2 separate regions of the Homo sapiens genome follow, and region 1 is linked to region 2. Evidence: read pairs that join two places in POLR2A ChIA-PET (ENCODE). Cell type or tissue: MCF 10A. All regions are shown on one strand. Links, peaks and the distances in the headings refer to the core of each region. The heading gives the core; the rest is flanking DNA.

The links. Peaks named below come from ENCODE experiments on the same cell type or tissue, not always from the same donor. Only the 100,000 strongest peaks of a DNase experiment are listed, where the experiment ranks them.
Region 1: POLR2A ChIA-PET joins it to region 2 with 5 read pairs; 10 of 35 experiments call an interaction of 5 or more read pairs at or near these places.

The regions. Positions count from the first base shown.
Region 1 is chr6:53,806,768-53,810,767 of GRCh38, forward strand. All of the region lies in intron 1 of LRRC1 (leucine rich repeat containing 1), which reads left to right. Among named protein-coding and RNA genes, the nearest start is that of LRRC1, 14 kb to the left of the region's middle. In MCF 10A, for the core only: no CTCF peak of the experiment used is centred there; no DNase peak of the experiment used is centred there.
Region 2 is chr6:53,748,366-53,756,877 of GRCh38, forward strand. LOC124901334 (a long non-coding RNA gene) reads left to right here. Exons shown (of 3, transcript XR_007059620.1): 2 at 216-304. The region is part of intron 2 of LOC124901333 (a long non-coding RNA gene); the gene reads right to left. Among named protein-coding and RNA genes, the nearest start is that of LRRC1, 42 kb to the right of the region's middle. In MCF 10A, for the core only: no CTCF peak of the experiment used is centred there; a DNase peak (open chromatin) is centred at 4,646.

The DNA of each region.
Region 1 (4,000 bases), core at 1-4,000, 56 kb after region 2:
ACACTTACCCTCCTGTGGTCAGTTGTTGATTCCCAGAACCAATTAAGGAAAAAAGATCAGCAGATTTTCTTTGGTTAAAACACTCACTCCCTCACCCCCAACAACCTTTGAACACTGAAGTTTTTCTCTTTTGTCAGTTGCATTTTCCCAGCTTTTCAAAATGAGGCAAAATGGTTGAATTTGGCTGGGATCTTTTTTGTGTCCTTATTAAATGAACTCAAGCAATTCAGAGGGTGTTGTTTGAAACTTCCCTTTATGTTGATTTTAGTACCTGAGAGATTGTATTTTGAGAAACAGTTTGGGGACTGACCATTAGAAATATCTATGGGTCAGTATCAGATTGAGGTGGCTTTGCAAGGAGTAAGTTAGGATCAAAGGCTACAGCTCTCTAGTCTCCTCCTGAATAGCTGGCTTCTCTGATGGGATGTTGGTGTCAGGCTTCAGAGACATCTTGGTTCAGGAATGGGGACTAGGGATGGGTCTCTGCCGGATCCTGACAGACCCTCCCTCCTCCTTCCCTCATTCACTCCACATGCTTATTGTTGAGTGCTGGCTGTGCTTCAGGCATCGTTCTATCTAGAAAGGCAAATAAATCTCTGTCTGTATGGAGCTTCCATTCTAGGTAAGGATGGAAAACAGATAAGAAAATATGAATTTCAGGTAGTTACAAAAGCTATAAAGAAAACAAAACAGAGAAGCCAGGCGCAGTGGCTTACGCCTGTAATCCCAGCACTTTGGGAGGCTGAGGCGGGCAAATCACCTGAGGTTGGGAGTTCAAAACCAGCCTGACCAACATGGAGAAACCCCATCTCTACTAAAAATACAAAATTAGCCAGGTGTGGTGGCGCATGCCTGTAATCCCAGCTACTTGGCAGGCTGAGGCAGAAGAATTGCTTGAACCCGGGAGATGGAGGTTGCAGTGAGCCAAGATCACGCCATTACACTCCAGCCTGGGCAACAAGAGTGAAACTCCGTGTCGTCAACAACAACAACAACAACAACAACAACAACAACACCCCCCAAAACAAGGAAGTACTGTAGAGAGTGATGCAAATGGAGATTTCTATTTAAGGCCTCTCTAAGGAAGTGACATTTGCATCGATGGAGTGGGGCAGCCATGTAAATATGGCAGAGCTTCCTGCAAAGCCTTGGGGATGAACTTGGTGAGTTTATGGGCAGAAAGAAGGCTAGTGCAGCTGGAGCCCTTGGCATGGGCAGTAGGAAATCCAGGTGAGGATATTGGCAGGGCCTGGAGGGCCTGGCAAGGAGAGTGGATGGGTTTTCATCAGTTGAAGTGTGGCAGATCATAAGCCTATGAGATACCTGATTTATGTTAGAGAGTTCACTCTGCCTGCTGATTAGAAATTAGATGATAGGAAGAGAAGAAGCAGGGAGACTGGGAGAGGGGGCTTTTATTGAGAGGTTCTAGTGAAGTGCTGCTGGTGACGTTGACTGTGGTGGTAGCAGTAAATGGTGAGATAGCTTGGGGGTAAAGTGGACAATACCTGCAGGATGTAGATTTTTGGTTGTATTGATGGGGAGGGGGTAGCAGAATTATTTATTGATTTAGGGAGGACTGGAAAAGGGAACTGCAGTATAGGAACTGCAAAGTACTTGAGTTGAGTCATGGCAGAAGTTTTTATGAGACCTAGAATTTAGGAGAGGAAACCTGGGTAATTGATAATTATAATAATGATAGTCAGCATTTTATGAGCAATGTGCCTCAGTCTGCTTTAAGCACTTCCTGTGATTAACTCTTTTAATCCTTACAACCATAGCTATATTTCACATAAACTGGTTTATTTTACAGATGAGGATACTGGGACATGGAGAGGGTAAATAACTTGCCAAGCAGCTACTAAGCAGAGTAGCAGAGCTGTGATTTGAAGTGATGCAGTCTAGCTCCAGATCCAGTGTTCCTTATCATGGACCTTCCTGCTTCAAGGTCAGACATGGGGAGACAGTGTTGTCTGCACCAAAAGCCACCTGATGAGCCATAAGTTGCATCTGTTCTGTGAAGGGGAACAGAGAGACATCCATGACCCCTGCACTCAAGCCTGAGTGACAGAGTGAGACCCTGTTTCAAAAACAAATAAATGAAAAGAAAAAGAGCACTGAGCTGCAATATCATTTAAGGAAAGGGGTCACTAAATATTAATGAGCTGATTCAAACATAATCTTTCAAAGATTAGTGACACCCATTCTTTGGTGCTGGATTTCCTACTTTCAGGATGTAACTTAACAGCTGAATCCTTATATACATACTTAAAGTCAAAGCACATCCGTCTGGGAAAACAGTAGGAAGCTCTCTGAACAGCAATGAGCATTTGTTTTCTCATAGCAGCACTCCAACTATAAGTCTGCTCATAATTATTCAGCTATTATATACTATTTTTTCCTGTTCTCAAAGCATATCAAGTGATTATGAGGAAATCATTAGTCTTGACTGTAAAGGTCAGTATTATAAAGAGGCTCTAATGTGCTTTCTGGAACTATACATATTTCAGTACTGTTATAAATGGATGCTAATAAAAGTTAAGGGAAAACAAGCATTTTACAATAGATCCATCTTATAACATATTACACTTATTCTCATACCTTGATTTTTGATAACTTCATTGCAAAATGGCAGGAGGAGGAAGGGGGCAGTGTTATTTATGCCCCACACCGCTGGTAACTATAGTGATTCACTGAAATTGCATGGGGACAGGAGCAAAGCGAATCAGATCTCTGTTCTTCAACCCAGTCACCATCCCTCTTTGGTAACTTACTGTTTAAAAGGAAATTTTGTATAAAGGTGGTTTTGGTAAGGTAAATACAGCAGAAGATATTTACTTGTGTACTTTATTTAGTTTTTAAAAAGTTTATATATTCTAAAATGTTTATTTCAATTTTCAGATACAGGTACAAGGTAAATCTGGTCCAAGAGAAGCATCAGGTAACTTCTGTGGTTTCAATTCACTGGTAGTTTCCCCTTAGTGGAGGGTTCAGCCCTAGAGAGACAGAGGAATGTATCTGGAATACTCTGGACTGCAAATAACAAAAATCTCAACCTAAAATGCCTTTAATGAAACAGGTATTTAGTTATCTCACACATCAGGAAGCCTGAAGGTAGGGGCAGTGCTGGGCGCTTGTATGACTTCCCCGTGACTTGGTCCTGTGGTGGTACCCTTAGCAGAGAAGAAAGGGATAGATAGAGTCACAGGCCAGCCCTGGCCACCAGCAAGGCTGACAGTGACAGTGTCTGGCTTTTTTATTTTATTTTAAATTTTGACTCTGTAGCGGGAAGCAGGTAGGCAAAGAATAGTTGGAAAAAGAGGTTGGGAATGAGTGTGGGGTGGGCACTGTGCAGTGTCTGCTGCAAGAAGGAAGGCAGGAAGGAAGGCAGGCAGACAGTGAGAGCCTGCCTGATTCTTGCAGACACCCTTCTTTCCCGTCAGGGAGTAGTAGATAAATGTTATGTCTCTCGTTTAACCCTATGTCTTCTGCCAAAAGCATAAGGACCATCTGCTCAGGAAAAATCTCTAGCAGGAATGATTCTGTTTCAAAGTATTCTTAAAAAAGCTTTTACGACTGGGCATGGTGGCTCACACCTGTAATCCCAGCACTTTGGGAGGCCGAGGCAGGCGGATCATGAGGTCAGGAGATAGAGACCATCTTGGCTAACATGGTGAAACCGTGTCTCTACTAAAAATACAAAAAATTAGCCGGGCGTGGTCGTGGGCACCTGTAGTCCCAGCTACTTGGGAGGCTGAGGCAGGAGAATGGCTTAAACCCAGGAGGTGGGGCTTGCAGTGAGCCGAGATCCGGCCACTGCACTCCAGCCTGGGCGACAGAGCGAGACTCCGTCTCAAAAAAAAAAAAGCTTTTACACGTAGACATTTTCCCTAGATTTTATTCTCACTTCTTGTGTGAGAAATTTTGAGAGAACAAAAACATACATAAATAGGGTATAATAAAAATTAAAGTGATCAATACACTTAGTTTCTAACTTGTTAAT
Region 2 (8,512 bases), core at 2,659-6,658:
AAGGAACCACAAGCTAAGGAATGCAGTTGTACTCTAGACTCTGGAAAGGGCAAGGAAACAGATTCTCTCCTAGAGTTTCCGGAAAAAAAAGCAGACATGCAAACAGCTTCATTTTTAGCCCATGAGACTTATTTCAGTATTCTCACCTCCAGAACTGCAAAGTAATACATTTGTATTGTGTTTAAACCATTAAGTTTTTGCTGATTTGTTTACAGGGACAACAGAAAATTTATATAAACTGCAACCTCAATACTTTGAAGACAGTAGCACGAGGAATGAATTAGTGCTGAAGACAGCATCGAATGTGAGTTCCATTTTTTCTTTAATGTCATTGTCATCACACTAGAGACACTGGGCTCAAATGGCTCCTGCATGATCAATATGGGCCTACCGTCAGCAAGATGAGGTCTTTCATTAAATTTTCTCTAGATCTATTTAGCTGTGGCACGCATAGGCTGTGCTCTTCTCTATATACTAATGGCCCTGGTGCATTCCATGACAGACACTGAGCATGCACCTTGTATAACAGTCCCAACTACTTTCCCTCAAAACATTTCTGTTAGGCCAAATGCTGTGTATTAATATTATTTCTCCTGATCCTTATTTCAGATGTTTAGATCCACCTGATAAACTTGCAATCATCTTTCAGGATGTATATCAAGGGTTCTCTCTTGTGGTAAATTGAGTTTTTTGTCTTAATTCCTCACTTCCCTCCAGTAGCATTCATACCCACACATAGCTGAATGGTAGGTGGAGTATATGTCCCTGTCCCTTGACTTTGGGCTTGGCCACGTTACCTGCCTTGACCAATGGAATTTTTATGGCTGTAGCAAGAGCAGAGACCTGAACTGTTTTTGCAGAGTTAGGTTCTCTTGCTTTGTAGTGACCCACAGTGAGCACATACTCTGGTCCAGGGGGGATGAGAGCCATGTTGAACGGACCTGATCCCAATCTGCAGCTCACAGTTGGAGCCCAGAGCCTGGCGCCCAAATCAAGCACAGCCCAGCAGATTGGTTGTTGATTTGCAGACATGAGCCTGAGGATTACTGTTCTGAGTTACTATGTCTTTGAGTGATTTGTTGCACAGCATTATTGTGGCAATAGCTGACCAATATACCTCCCAGATAAATGCTTTTTAACTACTCTCGCCCAGTAGAACTAACCACCTCCTCCTAAGCTTTTTGTGCTCATTGTGCTGTTACAGATTTATATATCTGTCTTTCCCAATGGACTTAAGTCCTATGAGGGCAGGTGCCAGGTGTCACTTAATTTTGTATCTATGACCTCCAGCATGATGCTGAGAATACAGTAGGCCCCTAATACCTTACAAGTGAATAAATAAATGAATACAAGGAACACACTGTCCCAGGCCTGAGACTCTTAGGTGGGGCGGGTGAGAAGGAATAGGAAATTACAGATTTCTGAGCCACTGCAATTGTCATCAAATACAAAAGGGGCCAAGCTTTGTTGGTAGACTGAATAAATAATATTTTAAAGCACATACGTTTTGTTTTTCAGGTATTTATAAATGCTATTGTGATTAATGAAGGTAAATAGCTTATTTCAAAGTAATAAATTAATTGCATATTATCACCATATATTTCCTCAAATGATGGATATAAAAAGAACAGCTCATCTCAAGTAAGGAACAAAAAGTTTTGACATTAAAAAGAACCCTCATATTCGGAAATGTCAGGAAATACCATTCCAGACTATTTGAAGAAGTCATAGAGAATTCAGCATTATGCTGAATCTTTTCTTGCTTGTTTGCTGGTGGTCAATGTGGCGGTGACTTGGCATGTCTCTCTAGCTTCATCTTTCCTGAAACTTTAGGTCACTGCAGATTTACATCATAAGGGTGGGGCTGCTGTCAGACTTTGAGACATCTCAAAGAAAATTATAAGCTTTCATTGTTTCTCCACCCTTTCTATCACAAAAGCTGTCATATCACTGCATTTTACAGCTCAGCTTTGGGTTGTAATTATAGTCATTGCCATGAGAATTCTTCCAAAAGAGAGGGTTTATTTAATAGGGAGAAACTCACATACACAAAAGAAAGGACTGCCAGCACAACAGTAATGATTGAGCATTGATAGTTTAAAACATGAAAACTACACATTGAGTGTGGCAGGGAGTTGGCTTAAACCATATGCCTTCCCGTCCTAAATATTTATAGTAGCAAGGAGGCTTCTGTGCAACTGTCAAGGCCTTTTTTTTTCTCTTTAAATGTATTTTTTCCCTTCCTTCAAATTCACTTAAAGGATGATATTTCTCATCTGTGGCTAGAATACTGCAGAGGAATATTTAAGAGTTTAAAGGCATGTGAGGAGAACTGGAAGTGGAGGTCAGGGGAGGGGGAAGCAATAGACAAGTGGTGACTTCAGTGAGAATCTTTAACTGCTCATAGGCAACTTTCAAGGTCTCAACTTAAGCCATGACCCAGGCATAGCTCCATGGGGCTGACAGAACTAATAGGAGACTCTGGACAGGATATTTGATAAATATTTGTTAATGAACACGTGAGTAAGTGAAAAATGAATGCTTCAGCATTCATTATTGATAAATACTGATAAATATTTGTTAATGAACATGTGAGTAAGTGAATGATGAGTGCTTCAGCCTGCCCCTTCACTTATGCTCCTTTCATCATCCTCCGCTAAGCACTCTACACTCCTGTGGCAATGAAGTATTTGCCATTTCCCAAACATCATGCTTCCTCTTGCTGTAACTCCTGGATCCTTTATCTCCTCATGCAGCCCACCATAGCCTATCAAGCTCCTACTCAACCTTCAAGTTGTAACTCAAGCTGTCATAGTTCCATGCTCTAGCAATACTTTATACATGTATAATAACTCAAAACTCACTATGTTATAATTTCCTCAATTCATGTGCAGGAACCATGTATTTTAATCATTGCAACCTAAGCAACTGGCTTGGTGCGTGACACATCATAGATATTCAATAAGTGGTCACTAAATATCTTTTATGCTGTTTGACCCTTCCGGTGCCTTCCAAAACAGACAGTAAATTCCTGCACTGTGGGATGGTTTCTTCTACAATTCTTTGTGTAAAAGAATTCTTTATTCTTTATTCTACATGTCCTCCTTTCCTAGGACGTAGCAATGTTTCACTCTACCTCAGAACTGATCAAGCAACAAGATAAGTAAGACCCAGTTCTAGATGCTAGGGTTAAGAAAAGGGAAGAGAAACAATTGGAAGAAGTTTAGTGGGAATGACATCATGATATTTACCTGTAGGAATGACACATACAAGTTTAGAAAGCATATTTCAAAGTAGACAAGAAGGTCATTGTAATAGTTCAGAATAGAGAGTTGGGGATATGTATACATATACATATATATAACATATATATGTGTATTTATACTTGTGTATCTATATATATAGAGGAAATTATATATGTTATATAGATAATTTCAGGAATAGCACTTCTAGGATTTGGTGGGTGATTGAAATGGCACAGAGGATGAAAGGAATCTAAGATTATTCCAAGAGAGCTTGGGCAAATCCTGTATTCTGCCACTACAATGGGAAATGGCAGGAGGAATGGCTTTATTAGCAGAAGGGAGGAGGACCCTGAGCTCAATGCTGCTTTTATCACAAACGAGGGACCTGTGGATCATCCAGAAGATAACTGTTCATCAGTAGACAGTTGTTTTGGAGCTCAGCAGAACAATCAAGACTGAAGATACAGATTTCAGAGTCATTAGCAAGCAAGTAGAAGTTGAAGTTTAGGTTGTAACTTACATTGTCCAACGATGTTATATGGAGTAGAGGTTCTAGGGGGTTGGGGTAGGAAAAGGTTATGTGGGAGTTTCCATCTCTGAAAATGGGAGACAGTTGACTAAAACCACATGCCTTCCATTGCTAAATACGTGTAGTGGCAGTTTTTAAAAAGCGAGAATTATTGAGAGTCTTGTGCCCTGATCCTGTGGGTGGTTTTGTGTATAATTTAAAAAGCTCCCTATGTGTGCTGATATAATCTCACATCTTGAGGATGACTGTTGAATATACTTTTATAATTAGACTTACTTTGTACATTTACATATTTGACTCACCTATGAGATTTGAATCACCTACGAGATTCTGCGCTACTTGAGGGCAAGACTTTATCTTGTTTAAATCTATATCCCCAGTGCTTAACACAGTGTCTGTCACACAGGTATTCAAATGTTTCATGAGTCAAATGATCTAATTGATTGTTTATTTCACAAGGTAGGGTTTGTCACTGACTTTTTAAATGTAAGAACATGGAGGCTGCATAAGATGCAGTAACTTGGTCATGGCACACAGCTAGTAAGTGGTTCAGCCAGTTGCCCCAATGCCGATCAGTGTTTTTCAACAATAGCTCACTGCCTCTGCTCATTCCTAAATCTGCCACCACCATCAAAAGACAGGGAAGCAGGGTATTTAGGAACTGGATGTAGCATTACTGGAAGGCCCTGTTAAACTCAAAGTGCTCTCTAAGATGTGTGCAGCTTACCTTGTCACTCCTTACTAACCGACTTCTTAAACTATCCGGTGAAAAGAACATTAAAGAAAGAGCTATTTCGTATTGGACCCATGTAGAGAAATATTCAGATGAGCCAGGAAAGTAGGAGAAATGACTAACTGAAGGAAAATTGCATCACAATTCTTTATATGCCTCACCCCTTTTATCTGATTAAACAAGGAATTTGTTTTCACATGTTCTTTGCATGAATAATATGATCTTCCAAACAGGAAATTAAAACCTTTGCTATACTCTAGGCCTCTCCTTAACCAAAAACTTGATACGTGGATGCTATATTTAATATGTAGAACATGTGGTAAAGAAAACAGGAAAATGCTGAGAAAGGAATGGGGTTAGAGAGGACATTTTATGATGGAAAAATATAGAGGGGACAGTATGGAAACTCTAGTGACTGTGATTTCTGACAAACAGTCCCTGAGTTGTAAACATCTAATACCTATAAGGTAACCTTGACTCTTAGCTGGCCAGAGCTCCTCCAGGAAAGCTGTTAATGGACTCTCACAGCTTCCAGAGAGCCTATGGATCTAAAAGTAAAGATCCTAAAAGCCAGGAAAGTTTGTGGGAGCCATTTTAACGAGTTTATTCTCATGAAGGATGATTCTGATTAGACATTTGTCTTTGTGAAATAAGCTTCAACTAGGCAGAGGTACAAAATATTAGGAAGGTAAAGGTCCAGCAGTCACTTGAACTTGATTTGGGTTTGGATAATCAGTTTGCTTTCTAAAGAATCATAGCACCTCCAAAGGCAAGGGAGTTGGGTTGGGAAAACGTGGCACCCCTGCCTGCTCCTCCAAGTCAGGAAATGCAGGCAGGCTTACAGCCAGGTGAGGAAACAAAGGATGAAGGCAGGAGAGGGATACACAAAGAAGGAAGGTGCCAAAGCCCAAATCCGCCAAATAAATTTGCGCAGGGCTTGACCATGCACCAGGAAAGGGAAAGGAATTATCTTTCTGTTTTGCCACAGACCTGGAACCTTCTCTGACCTTCCAGAGGCTAGTTCCAAAGGCTAGGTTGGAACTAGCCTTTCCCTTCTTGGTTCCCCATGGCTCTTTGCTCATCCTTTGCCTATAATGGCTCTTTTTGAGACAGAAACAACAGTTAGCATTAATCAAATGTACCAGCTACTCTAAAATTGTGATTTCATTTCAATCTTATAACAATACTATAAGGCAAGCACTCTTATTATCCCCAGGAAACTGAGGCTTAGAAAGTTAAATATTTTGTTCAAATTCACAGAGCATAAGGGGCACAGCAGAAATTCAAGTCCAGGTGTCTAATCCAAAATCTTTCCTCTGGAGACTCCCTGTTTTTCATGAAGCCCAGAATCCTGTCTTGCACATCACTTTCTCCTCATAGTACCTACATGGTCACTTGGACATGGTGAGTGCATTCAACACATATTTGTTAAATTGATTTTGAGTTTGTCAGTCTTTCTGTGGGGGTGACAATTTTCATTGACTCCTGGGTATCATTAATATTATTAAGTGAGAACATACGTGATTAAGGATGTGCCAGACACAAACCTTTCCTACCTTCCCAGATTCTCTCATCTGCCTCCTGCCATTCTTCTGACTGGCGCCTCCCTTACATGCCTCAGCTCCACTTCACTCCACTCCACTCCACCCCACTTCACCCCACTCCACTCTGGGTTTGGATGAACGACCACATTTCAGGGCAATGGAGTCAGCTTCTGGGGAGCCTCCAAAGGGCCAGATGGCACAACACTGAAATGCAGAGGAACTAGGTTCGAATGGGATGAAACTCAATCAAAGGTAAGTGAGACAGATAAGGGGAGCCAGGCAGATAACTCTCCATTCTTTCTTTTCTTGCATCCTTTGTGGAGAAGGTCCCTCATGCTAGAGAACAGACCTGTGCTCAGCGAAATACTGTGCTTTTTGAGTTAGTTGAGAAGCAATGGCCAGAATGATACCTCGTTGCCTTATATGGCTTTGCATTTTTCCTCATCTCGTTTCCTTTCTTTCCTCACCTGCACTGCCCTGGGCTTGTACATATCAAGTAAAATGGCAGCATAAGACAAGGAATAAAGAGAGACATGATATGTCATAACAGTAATAATCCAAGAAACTCTAACAAACATGTACTTATCTGTACTTCGCAACAGAGACATGAAAGATATTTATAAATAAAACAATTGGTTCCACTGGGGGAGACTGGCAAACTCTAAACCACAGTGGGAGATTTTAACACACCTCCTCAAAGCTGATAGAGAGATGTCAATACTCTTCCCTTTGGCAATGAGAGATCAAGAAAACAAAAATTAGTAAGTCTACACCAGATTTAAATGAGAAAAATGATGGAAAATATCCTTGAAAACCCAAAGGAGCTCAGAATCCTATTAAACAATCATGACATAGCTTCTATGGCAATAGAGGTTTGGAGGTTCAAGAAAAGTATTACCATACCGTCTTTTGGGACCTGACAACTTAGTTTGAAGGTAGGAGAGAGCCCATTCCTCAAGGTCAGGTCCAATACTCTGGCACCTAAGATTCCATGGGCAGACACTCACTGGCCCAGGCTCACGATTCACTCTACAAGTAAAATCTCCCAAAGTCACTCAACACTGCTGGTCAAAGCCCACATGTGTGCCATCAGAATAAAAGGTGGGCCTTTGAAGATTTATGGTTTTTACCCCTAGCCTCCCACTTCTTTAACTATCTCCATGGGCTGAATCTTTTACTTTTCAAGCAACGATAACATTGATAATGCAGAAAACTCTGAGAAAGTTGTTTTGATGCAAATGCTTTTACTAAGTTATGCATCTGAGATTCTTGGTAGTCTTTTACCAGTGAATAAACATCAAATTTTACCCTTTCACAGTTTTTCTCTTCTGCTATATATTCAATTATTATTCATTTGAATTCCTTTCTTCCTGAACATTATATTTGGAATTTTCCCAATGACACATTTTATTAATTTAAAAAACACTTTCCATTTTTTTCTCATTATCAAAACAAACTGTGCTCATTGTAGCAAATTCAGTAAATACAGAAAAGCAGAGAGAAGAAAATAAAATTCATCCTACCACCCGGTAGTAGTCACTTTCACATGTCATTTTAACCCTGCGACAACTTTTCGAAGCTTACGGGTTCAACTTTCCTGAAGTTCTTAGGCTTGGCCTTTGGCTTCCACCTTTGTCCTTTCTTTCCATCCTTATTCTTTCCTTTTTCCGTCCTTATTCTTTCCTCTTCCCCTCTCCCATTTTCTTTACATCTGCCAATTTATCAGTCAATAACAAATAGAAAGGGAAAATTAAATGTTTAATCTTATTATAAATATCTTATTATTGAATTAAATTTAGGTGTAATAGAGCCATGTGTGAAGACAGAAATTTGTCCATCAAATTTGATATTAATGGTAACTCCTAGCACTAGGCATCTCGGATATGAACTCAGTGAAACAGGAGTGGATCAGTTCATGGGGTTATCCAAAAAAGCTCACTTTCCCCAGCTCTACAGAATCAACAGTCTGAACTTCTCTAGAACAAAGGCTATCTTATTTACTGTGTTTTAATAATAATGGCACACTTATTAAGCATCAACCGCTGATAGAACTCGTTTACATATATTAATTAATTTAGTTTTCACAATAATCCTGTGGCAAATACTAGTAATATTACTCCCATTTTGCAGATGAGGCTACTGAGGCACAGAAAGATAAAGTGACTTGCTCAATGTTTCACAGCTTTTAAGGAACAGAGCTGGCATTAGAACCCTGGCAGTCTGTTTCCAATGTCTGTAGTTTTAAACCACTGCCAAGCTTCATCTAAAGTGTTTGCATATTTTGTAAGTTGTGATTTCTATAGCATATAATGTTAGAAATAACTTTAGATGGTTCATGGAGTTATTTTAAAAAATATTACGGTGGCACATGCCTGTAATCCCAGCACTTTGGGAGGCTGAGGTGGGCGGATCATGAGGTCAAGAGATCGAGACCAGCCTGGCCAACATGGTGAAACCCCAT